2 separate regions of the Homo sapiens genome follow, and region 2 is linked to region 1. Evidence: chromatin loops called from intact Hi-C (ENCODE). Cell type or tissue: ascending aorta. All regions are shown on one strand. Links, peaks and the distances in the headings refer to the core of each region. The heading gives the core; the rest is flanking DNA.

Region 1 (5,378 bases), core at 97-5,096:
GATCTACCAATGCTCTTTCCCTAGACAGACCCTGGCTCACTCCTCCACCCCTAAAACAAAGGAACCACCTCCTCCTCCAGGGGGCCTTCCTTGACAACTTTATTTTAAATGGACTCTACATCCTCCCTCCCACCCCTTACCAGCCTCCCCTGTATCCCTGTAACTTCCCCCTCACCTCCCACCAGCCTCCCTTCCCACTCTCCAACAGTCTAGCTTCTCTCCCACTTCCTACCTGCTTCCCTCTCCCCCATTACCCGCATCTCTCCAGGGCCTCCCACCTACATTGGCCTCTGCCTTACCTCCTATGTGTAGAGGATTAAGTCTCTTCTCCACAACACTATGAGAGCAGAGATATTTGCTTCATTAGTTAACCACTGTATCCCCAAGACCTTGCACATAGTAGGTGCTCAATAAACACATGTTGCACAAGTGACACTCTCATGGTCTGATTTGTTCCAAGAAACTTCTTCAGCTGAAAACTCCAAGGAGATCGGCCCGTGGGAAGAGCAGGGTGGACTCTGAGCACCTCAGTGTTGGCTGACATGCCTAGAGAGACCCACACTGAGGGTTTTGCCTTTGATGATGACACACGGAGTCAGGCCTGGCAGTCCCCTTGGCTGATGCCACCAGGGACACCCCGGTAGTTCTGCAGCTTTCCCTTAATCATAAATATCTCCCCTTGGTGTCAGCAGACCCCTTGGAAATCACCAGAGGAAATACTGGCATCAAACCCCGATAAATTCCTAAATGCCCAAGCCAACCGCACCAATTTACAGCAGGTTTTGACTTTAATAATGTTTTGTCTTAGATTTGGCCCTAATTATAAATCATTTGCAACTGTGGTTTAAACCATAAGCAAATCTTACATGGCATTCTTATTATCTACTTAATATCGCAAAGAGAAAGATTTATGGAATCACATTCCGGGAATTAAGCAAACGAGGAAACTTTTAGGTGAGGGTGAAACACGTGAAAATTATAGTTTTGTCATAAAACGTTGATTGATCAATGATTATTGTAAAACGGTGGTAACTGTGCTGGCGTCAACATAAATCTGTAATTGGCTGGATTTATTCTTTTTCAAAATACTATATTTCCTACAGTTTTGACCATCGTGTTAATATGAATCTGTCAGATTTACTGTGGTTTTAACTTAATTAACTCCATTTAGCTTATGCATATATGTGTGCGTGCGTGCGTGTAGGATGTATGTGTGTGTGTGTGTATATATATACACACATAGATTTATATATGTTATACTTATCCTTAAAATGCAATGTCCACAGTCACTTTTACTTTTTACATAATCGTTTGTGGTTTTCTTCAAATATAATTTTTTACACATTTGGGAAAAACCCATTTTGCGTATGAAGCCAACTCTTGCTGCAGAAATGGGTTCAAAGCACTGTTAGAGTTTTTCACCTGTGGGGTGACCACATCAGGTAATGATATTGCATCTTAGGAGACAGGGAAGACTGCAAAAAGATCCTGAGTCAGGCTCAAATCTTGACTCTGCCACTGAGTGGCTGTATCACCCTAAAGAACCTATTCTACCTCTCTTTGCCTGTCTCATGTGTAAAATGGGAATGGATTACTTGCCCCTACTTCAGAGGCTACTGTGAGGCTTAATAAAGTGATGAATGTTATGTGGTTGGCATGAGGCTTGGCATGCAGTGGATGCTGAGTGCATGTTGTAGATGGCCCTTCCTTCTGCTTCCCAGCCAGGGAGTGGACTTGCGACGTTTGGGGTAGCATGCCCCAAGGAGTGAGGTCAAGGGAAAATCCTAACCCTCAGAGGAACCATCTTAGGAAGGGCCAGTTCCAGTGCCAGAGGGAACCAGCCCAAACACCAGAATCACCTTCTAACCCGATAGGACCAGGGAGATGGTGGGTTCAGATCAAAGCCACACAGGGACAGATAACCATACACTAAATCAAATTTAAAATAATAATAATAAAACAGTAGCTCCCACTTACCCAGAAACACTTTCTTTGCATCAGGTCCTATGCATTTTTTTAGTGGAGAGTAAAGGTCTCACTCTGCCACCCAGGTTGGAGTGCAATGGTTCAGTCAGAGCTCACTGCAGCCTCCAACTCCTGGGCTCAAGAGATCTTCCCCCTCAGCCTCCCAAGTGTCTGGCACTACAGGTGCTCGTCACCACACCCAGCTAGTTTTTCTAGTTTTTGTAGAGATGGGAGTCTCACTATGCTGCCCAGGCTGGTTTCAAACTCCTGGCCTCAAGCGATCCCCCCACCTTGGCTTCCCAAAGTGTAGTATTACAGGTGTGAGCCACAGTGCCTGGCCCATAATTCTTTATAGACTTGATTTTGTTATAAAGCTCAGCAAAGCCCACTAGCACATCAACCTTGAGATGAGAAAATTATGATTTCAGAAATGTGACTTGCCCAAGGTCACACAGCTAATAAGTAGTGGAGCTGAGACTCCAGGCCTACATTCTGAGGCACGGAGTTTTACTACCTCTGACTGTTACTGGGCCACACATTCCTCCAGCAGCTGCCCTCTCTCCTGGCAGCATGCATTCTGAACCGATAATTCCTTCCAAGTCTAAGCCAAGGAAAAAGGAGGCCCAGTTCAGCCACTGCAGTCTCTTCCTGTCTAATTGCTAAGAACAGAGCTAAGAAGTCATTGCTTTGAAGCTGAAACTCTTCTCTTTCTGTGGAGTTTCACGTTTGTATTTAATCGTGCTTTATTTTTCTTGATTCACACTGTGGAGCCAGTTAAAAATATTTTCTGAGAGCCTATTCTGAGTCATTGATTCGTGGTGTCTGTTCTGAAGTTGCCCAGGGTCAAGTGAGTCAGCTGTGGGTAAATGAACCCAGACACTGGATTTCACTGAAAAGTAAACACTCCAAGCAATGGAAAAAAAAATGTTGGTTTCATATATAACTTTCACATGCAAACTTCCCTCCAGTCTTCCCCTTCTTCCTCCACTTCTCCCCCATCTCTTTCTTCTCCCTCTCCCTTTCCTTCCTTTCCACATTGATTTTTCCCTTTTCTCATCTCTCTCCCTCTTCATTTTCTCCAGTCTTCTCTCTCCTTCTTTCAAACTTTTTTCTCCCGTTCCCTTTTCTCTCTTATTTCTCTCTCCATCTCCCTCTCTTCTTTCTTTTCTTTCATTTTTCTCTTCCTTCTTCTATTCTCTTCTCTTGTTTCCTATACTCTTTTCTATTTTGCACACAGGATTTTGTTTTTATTTAGGTGAGACCCACACAGCAGGAAGACGACTGCTATTGAAAAGATAGTTTATTACTCACAGTTCCCAAGAGGAGGGGGCGTAACACGTTACACAGGGCAGAAGCAGCCAGGGAAAGCATAGGCCAGGGCCTTTATCATGGATTTTGTTTTCTCAGTTAATGGTAGCCAAAATAAAATAATAATAATAATAATAGGCTGGGCATGGTGGCTCACACCTATAATCCCAGCACTTTGGGAGGCCGAGGCAGGCAGATCTCTTGAGCCCAGGAGTTCGAGACTAGCCTGGGCAACATGGTGAAACCCAGCCTCTACAAGAAGTACAAAAAATTAGCCTGGCACGGTGGTGCACGCTGTCCTCCCAGCTATTTGGGAGGCTGAAGTGGGAGGATCTTTTGAGCCTGGGAGGCACAGGTTTCAGTGAGCCAAGATTGTGCCACTGTACTCCAGCCTGGGAGACAGAGTGAGACCTTGTCTCAAAAACAGTAATAATACTAATGATAACAATATCATGGGTTTTACTGGAAAGAACAGGTGAGCCAGGGTAGGCAGACTTAGCATTGGCCATTTTGAATAATTTCGGCTGACTCTGGGCTATAGGGGCAGTCCCTAGTTGTCTGGTTCCTGGTCCTGGGGTGATTTGGAACAGGGGGATAGCGTCCTGGAAGGCAGGAGGTTGAAAAAAAGACTCAGGATTGGTTGGTTTGCATATCAAAGGCTTGCTCAGAAGAGAAGTGGTTTGCTACCTCTAGGAATTACCTAACCCTGGGAGGGGCACTCCCTCCTTGGATCCTCAAGACCTCCACAATTCCCAAGCATCATCAAAGACAGAAAGTTAAAAACACGATTTCTACATCTTTTTTCCTTCCTCTCTTTTACTCCTTCCCCTCTCCTCTTCTCTGTTCTCCCTTCTCATTCTCTCCTCCTTTCTGCCTCCCCAGGGCCTGGGAAGAACTCATCGCAAAGGTTCAGGTAAGCAGTAACAAAAGCCTAGGTTGAGTGGGTGGCAAGAAGCCAAGAGAGGAACAGACAGCATCACGAACTACTTGGGAGGTAGAACTCTCGTTTTCAGTGACTGGATGTGGCTCCGACAGCCCTGCTCAGCTCTGCCTGCTGGCCCGAGCTCCGCACCACCACTTCTGGGAAAGCCGCCCCTTCCTTGCTCCAATGGTGGCGGCTGCTGTGTCCTCACCCTGCCGCTATCCCGTGGGTTGGTTGTTTTGCCCAGGCCTGGAATTACCCAAATCCCCTTAAATACACGACTGCAAATGAGGACCCTGGAAAAAAAGGCAATAATTGTGACAGTAACTCACGGGGCCAGGCCTGACACGTCTCTAATTGCCTGCTAAAATTGTCGCTGTCTCCTAAAGTGCAAATTATCACCCGAAATGACAAGAATAATGAATGAGTAACTCTGATGTAATGCAACAATTAGTCCTCAAAGACACTGTCTAATATGGTAATTCAGAACACCCACTCCTTGTTATTAAGTGCCTGATAATTATTTAATTATCTATCTGCCAGCATGATTTACTTGGTTTATTTAGCTGCAGATGTGGGCAGGAGCGTTTGGGTTTAAGGTCAGAGTGAGCTGGCCCCTCCGCTGGCTGCCACATCGGTTTGCTTGGGTGCTGGAGGCTGCCGCCCGTCTGACTTCCCTAATTGGCTTTGGCAGTCCTGACCCAAAGTCGGAAAATTGCCTCTTCTCCACCCCCGGCTCCGGTTCAGGGTCATTCAGGGGCTGAGGGTCTTAAAGATCATGGATGAGAGTGCCTGCCTTCCCCTGCCCCTTCGGACCCTCCGACAGGTGATCAGAGTATTTGGGGGCAGCAGCTGCCCAAACTGAGCTTGATGTGAGTGTTTACTGTGCTGGGCACGGCGCCAACTCCTACACAAGTGTTAGCTCGTTTAATCTTCACAATAGTGCCAGGAGGTAGAGACAACTGGTGCTGGCATGTGACAGAGGAGGAAACTGGGACTTGGAGAAGTGAGGTCATTCGCCCAAGGTCCCACAGTGAACGAGTGGTGGGCCGGGACGAGCCTCCCTGTCCCCAGAGCCACTCTACTCTCCTGGACCCTGACAGTTGCAATGTGAGGATGGCCCCAAAGCTGTGAGTCACAGCTCATCCCAGGCCAGTGCGTGCCCAGAAGGGTCTGGGCAGGG
Region 2 (5,378 bases), core at 108-5,107, 86 kb before region 1:
ATGGCAAGTGAGGTGCACAGGGTACAAAATTTAAAGAAACCCTCACTCTCCGGCACATACAGGTGCAAAGCCAACCCCTGAAAGTAGAAGCCTCCTTACATTTTGTGCCCTGAGTGCCTCTTCTGCCTCACCCTAGTCCTGTCCCTGAGGCTCTGGTGACTCTTATGCAAGAGATTTCTTTTGGGAGAGCTCTCAGGAGAAAAACTTGTAAAGATGAGGGGAACTGAACAGAGAAGGGGAAGAAGCCAGGCAAAGTAGTGGTTTCAATTCAGTGCTCACCTCTGCCTGATTCCTGGGAGCTGTGGACCATGAATGACACCAAAATATTGCCCTCCAGGAAGACAGGGGAGCTCCTATATTAGTCACTGACTACAGACAATCCCTGAGTGTGCCTAACTTCTCAGGCATTTCTGAGCAAGGTAGTTCTAGAGCCAATCTTGGGAAGCAGGGAGAGGAGTCAGCAACCAACACTCATAGTAGCTCAGGGCTGGGTGCACCGACCAGGCAAAGAGGATTTGAACAGGGACCAACAATGTCTGCTGTGAGTGCCATCTCCAGAGGGTGGCTGGGAGGTTAAGGAAGGGGATGGGGACATGGCACATCTTGTTTAGATGGTGCCTAGCAGACTCTCAACTAAGGGTAGTTAATATTACCCTAGACAAAACAGCAGGCTCCATGGAAGCAGACTTCATCCCAGTCTCTGCCAATCTATTCCCAGTTGTTAGTTTAGTGTTGGTCCTATAGTAAGTTCTCATTTGTTCACCAAATGAATGAATTATTGTTACCGGTATCCATTATTACCATAATTACCACTATGTTGGCTGAATATGACCATACTAATACATGACAAATAGATTAGACCACTCGTTCCAAACTTGAGGTGAGAAGATGTTTCCAAAGGAAATAATCTTAAATTTTATTTTGGTTTTTGTTATTTTCTTTTTGAATTTCCAGCTGATGAGTGCTCAAGGCAGCTTCTTAGCCTCCAAAGCCCTGGGATAAGAAGCCTACTCTGTGACCTGCTCTGCTATGCTGTCTTGAGGTCTCTGGCTCTCCATAGACCCTTGGCCTTTTCAGATCTTTCCCATTAGCTATCTCCAAGCCAGACTCCTATGCAGGTCATCATGCTCTTTCTCTAGGACATGGCTGTCCATGGCTCTCAAATTCTGGGCTGAGCCTCATGACCTTTGTCAAATTCCCTCACAGATGTGCTGGGATAAAATGAACCAATTAACCCCAATACACTTGCTTTTTTTTTTTTTTTTTAGACGGAGTCTCATTCTGTTGCCCAGGCTGGAGTGCAGTGGTGTGATCTCGACTCACTGCAACCTCTGCCTACTGGGTTCAAGCGATTCTTCTGCCTCAGTCTCCCAAGTAGCTGGGCTTAACAGGCGCCTGCCACCACGCCCAGCTAATTTTTTGTATTTTTAGTAGAGACAGGGTTTCACCATGTTGGCCAGGCTGGTCTTGAACTCCTGACCTCAAGTGATCCACCCACCTTGGCCTCCCAAAATGCTGGGATTACAGGCCTGAGCCACCGCACCCGGCCAGCTCTCCTTTCAAATGTCATCTCTTCCAGGTAGACCTCCCTGATCTCCACCTAAGCTGCTACAGGCCCTCACTGTTCTCTGCCCTCTTCCTTAATGCACATTTTGCAGTTACATGTATCCAATTGGCATGATGGCTTACTTAGGTCTATGAGTTCCATGAGGGCAGGGCTGTGTCTGGCTATTCACTCCTTTACCCCTAGTGCCTGGCACTGAGTAGGTGCCCAGTAAACATGTAATGAATTTAGAATTGGCTCTCCTGCAACTCACTTAAAGTAGGTACCCTAGGTATCTTATTCCTCAGCCTTGTTCAGTGGGTTCTGGTCATCATAATTGCAAACAGATGCCATCCCCCACCTCCCACCATCCTCCTTTACCCTGCCTTCAGTTGTCTGCCTGCTTAGATGCTATATATTTTCAAGGCATTACCCTGTGTGATATGCATTCACACCACCCTCCGGCAGCTTAATCTTCCCCTCCCCAGTGTCCATTGGCATAATCAACCGGGGGCCTGCCCAGAACCTGCCAAGCTTATATTAATGTTGGCTCAGAGAGAGATTTATTCCTTCCCGGCATAGCTCGGGCTGGTCCTGGCTCAGCTAGGACTCCCCCACCCTTATACCCCTAACTGCACGCACATACACACACACACACACCAGCTCCATGTGGAGCCAGTTCTGTTTAGTGTTTGGGAGGAGAAGCTCCTTGGCCTCTGCCAAATATAGTCAATCACCCCCAGAGACTTTCAGAGCCTCTGCATCTTTGTTGGGGCTGGAAACTTGTTTCTTACTCTGCAAGGGCCACGAGCACATCGTGAATGTGATCTCACTTGGACATTTAAGTGCCAACCCTGGGATCAGACAGCTGTGTGATTTGAGTGAGTAATTTACCTCTCTGATAATCAGTTTGCTCATTCATAAAATGGAGATAATATTAGTGGGATAACATTAAGAGCTCGCGCTCCCGTAAAAGGTATTGTTTAAAAAGGAGAAACAAAACAGCCGCCGTCCTTGGAAGTGGGAGAGGCATAAGACAGAATGTCTACTCCCACCTCAGCCAGAGGTGGAGTCAGTCTTAGCCTCTGACCCCTGCTAGCTCCAATCACACAAACACTGCAGGGAGAAAGAGAAGAGCATCTGCCCTGGAGTCAGGCTGCCACCCTGTTCACCTGCTTCTGTCCTTGCCACCTGTCTCTGAGCTCCGGTCACGCAGAACTCATTGATCCCAGGACACACCTCCTTAGTACATGCTGTGTCCTCTGCCTGGATTTCCCTTCCACCTATTATCTGCCCAGATATAAAACCACCACTTATTGAAATCTTCCCTGCTCCCACCTCTTCTTTCTCAGCTCCAAGTAGAGATCATTTCCTGGGTTACCACACAACCTCATAAAAAGTTCTATTTGAACACTTTCTGTACTTACACCACCAGGATGTGATGTGGCTCTTCCACCAAATGGTGAATGCCTTGAGGACAGGAGTCTTGTCTATCTTCGATTCCCTAATGCTTAACCTAGTGTCCAGCACGTGGTAGGAAACTTAATCCATGATTGAATAAATTGTCCTCTGTGCCCCCAGTGTTTAACTCCAAGACTAGGACATACTAATTACCTAATGAATGTTTGTGAAAATGACCAATTAATTGCTATTTATCTGTCTCCATAGCCCCAGAGCCTAGAACAATAAGTGTTTGAATGAATGAGCTGTGCTCCACATTCCGGGCACTCAGTATGCTGCCTGGACCACAGTAGGTGCCAAGGAAAGGTTTGCATGTATGTTTACATTCCCGGCACCTGGTATAGAGTGTAGCTGACTACTGCAACTGACAATACCCATGCCCCTTCAGCCCAAAAAGCACAGGTTTATCTTATTTACCTGATGATGCAATGCAGGTTCAGGGCAGCAGAGGATCAGGAGTGAGAGAGAAGCTCTGTTCCACTTGTTCATTCAAGAACCCAGGCTCCTGATGATCCTGCAAGTTTCGACAAGTGGCCTTCTAGGGTCACACTGGGTGCTGAAGCCCAGCTGGCAGGTTGGAGAAAGAGTAGGATGATTTTGTGGCTAAGCCAGGGACTAGCCCACATCACTTCTGCTCAAGTTTCTTTGGTTAGAATTCAGTCACATGGCCAGACCTCACTGCAGGGAAGGCTGGGAGATGTAGCTTAAACTGTGTGCTCAGGAAAAAAAAGAAATTGATTTGATGAGCAGTGAGTAGTCCTACAAACTTGTCAATTATCCGTAAGTATTTGAGGAATAATAGGAATAATGAGTTTTTCCTTATCTGGATGCTAGCACAATGTTTGCACATAGTATATGCTCACTGAATAGTTGAAATAATCCATCTCTGTATCCTTGAAAGCCTTACATATTTTCTGGCATGGAGGTGGTACTCAGTAAATGAGTAGATAAAAGGAAGGAAGGAAGGAAGGGAGAGAGGGAGGAAGAAAGAAAGGATGGATTTAATAGTTTCATAACAGATGGGTGGATGATGGATACATGAATGGATGAATGGATGAAAGAAAGGAAGGATGGGCGGGATAAAGGAAGGAAGGAGGAGGGGAATTAAAAATGAAATGAAGTATTTCAGAGTGGATGGATAATGGATAGATGAATGGATGAAAGAAAGGGTGGGTGGGAGAAAGGAAGGAAGAAAGGGAAGGAGGGAGGAAGGAAGGATATGTATAAAATTTCAGATCCTAATATAGTTCTTCGCACATATTAACCGTTTGGGAAATTGTTACCTTCGTAAACTAGCGTAATGGGTTAGCCCTGCCGACTCAGATTTTCCCATTAACCTGATAATGGGTCCCATGGGATCTGCCCTTGGTCCTGATCCCTTGGTCCACACCAGCCCCACACCTCATTATACTCTACATAGGGACCTGGCCACCTTCCAGCTTCCAAGTAGGAAGGAGGTTACCTCCCGGTTTCCTGGATGTGGTGGCTAAAGCTCCAGTGGGAGCTGTGGAAGGCAGGGGGTGGGGAGACAGAGCAGGGTTTTCTATTCAAGGTCTGCTCCCTGCTTGAGTGATCAACATCATTTCCATACTATAATTACATTGCCCAATCCTCTCCTGATTTTACTGCTATCTTGTAAGCCATCCCGGTTGTGAGTAATTTAAAGCTATATGAGATGTCAGACTCCGTGAAACAATCACCCCTCAAAGAAATATGGCCCTAGATCATAATTGATAAGTCCCATTAGGCAATGGGGCCTCTTATTTCCTATTTGGTCTCTTCTGAGATGGCCTTGTTGATTTGTCTAATGCAGACTCTGTCCCCAGCATTGTCAAGGAAGAAAGATTCCTCCAGCTTTTGGGGATGAGGGCTCAGGGGCCCCAAGCCTCGGAGTAGATGGAGGATGGGATTGAGGTAGGGTAGGTGGCTAGACCAGATACCTCCTGGCTGATTATTCCCTATGGTCTGCCTGATTTTTCTTGCCCAGAGAACTCCTACAAAGAGAATCTGCTACTACTGGGGATCAATAGGATCTGTTCTTGTGAAACCTGGTTAGGATAAAAGGAAAAGGGGGAGCATCTGGCTTTGAGCTCAGAGGTGCTCCCAAGGGGATGTCCCAGAACTCTGCAGATGGCCCAGGAGGGGCACATATCTTTGCAAAGCCTACTGCTCCATCAATCCTAATATCCTCATTCTCCAGCCTCTAACCTCTCAGCCTGGAGCTTCAGCTGAGCTAGAGTGTGATGAAATAATTGTGGCTATCTTGTGCTCTTGTAAAATTTAGAATTGGTTTGCTCAGACATCTCCCCAACTCTGTTTCTTCCCTTCACTCGTATTTTCTAAGTTTAGGGGTCAGAGAGGAAAGACTTCTCCT

The links. A loop is a pair of places that touch in the nucleus more often than their neighbours do. Peaks named below come from ENCODE experiments on the same cell type or tissue, not always from the same donor. Only the 100,000 strongest peaks of a DNase experiment are listed, where the experiment ranks them.
Region 2: a loop joins it to region 1, with 1.8 times the contacts of the local background. A loop is called at or near these places in 4 of 110 quality-filtered maps.

Annotation. Positions count from the first base shown.
Region 1 is chr22:26,892,452-26,897,829 of GRCh38, reverse strand. No RefSeq gene overlaps it. Among named protein-coding and RNA genes, the nearest start is that of LINC01422, 8.2 kb to the left of the region's middle. In ascending aorta, for the core only: no CTCF peak of the experiment used is centred there; DNase peaks (open chromatin) are centred at 2,496, 2,813 and 4,863; H3K27ac peaks cover 3,759 bases.
Region 2 is chr22:26,978,508-26,983,885 of GRCh38, reverse strand. No RefSeq gene overlaps it. Among named protein-coding and RNA genes, the nearest start is that of LINC01422, 78 kb to the right of the region's middle. In ascending aorta, for the core only: no CTCF peak of the experiment used is centred there; a DNase peak (open chromatin) is centred at 2,165; H3K4me3 peaks cover 560 bases; H3K27ac peaks cover 1,641 bases.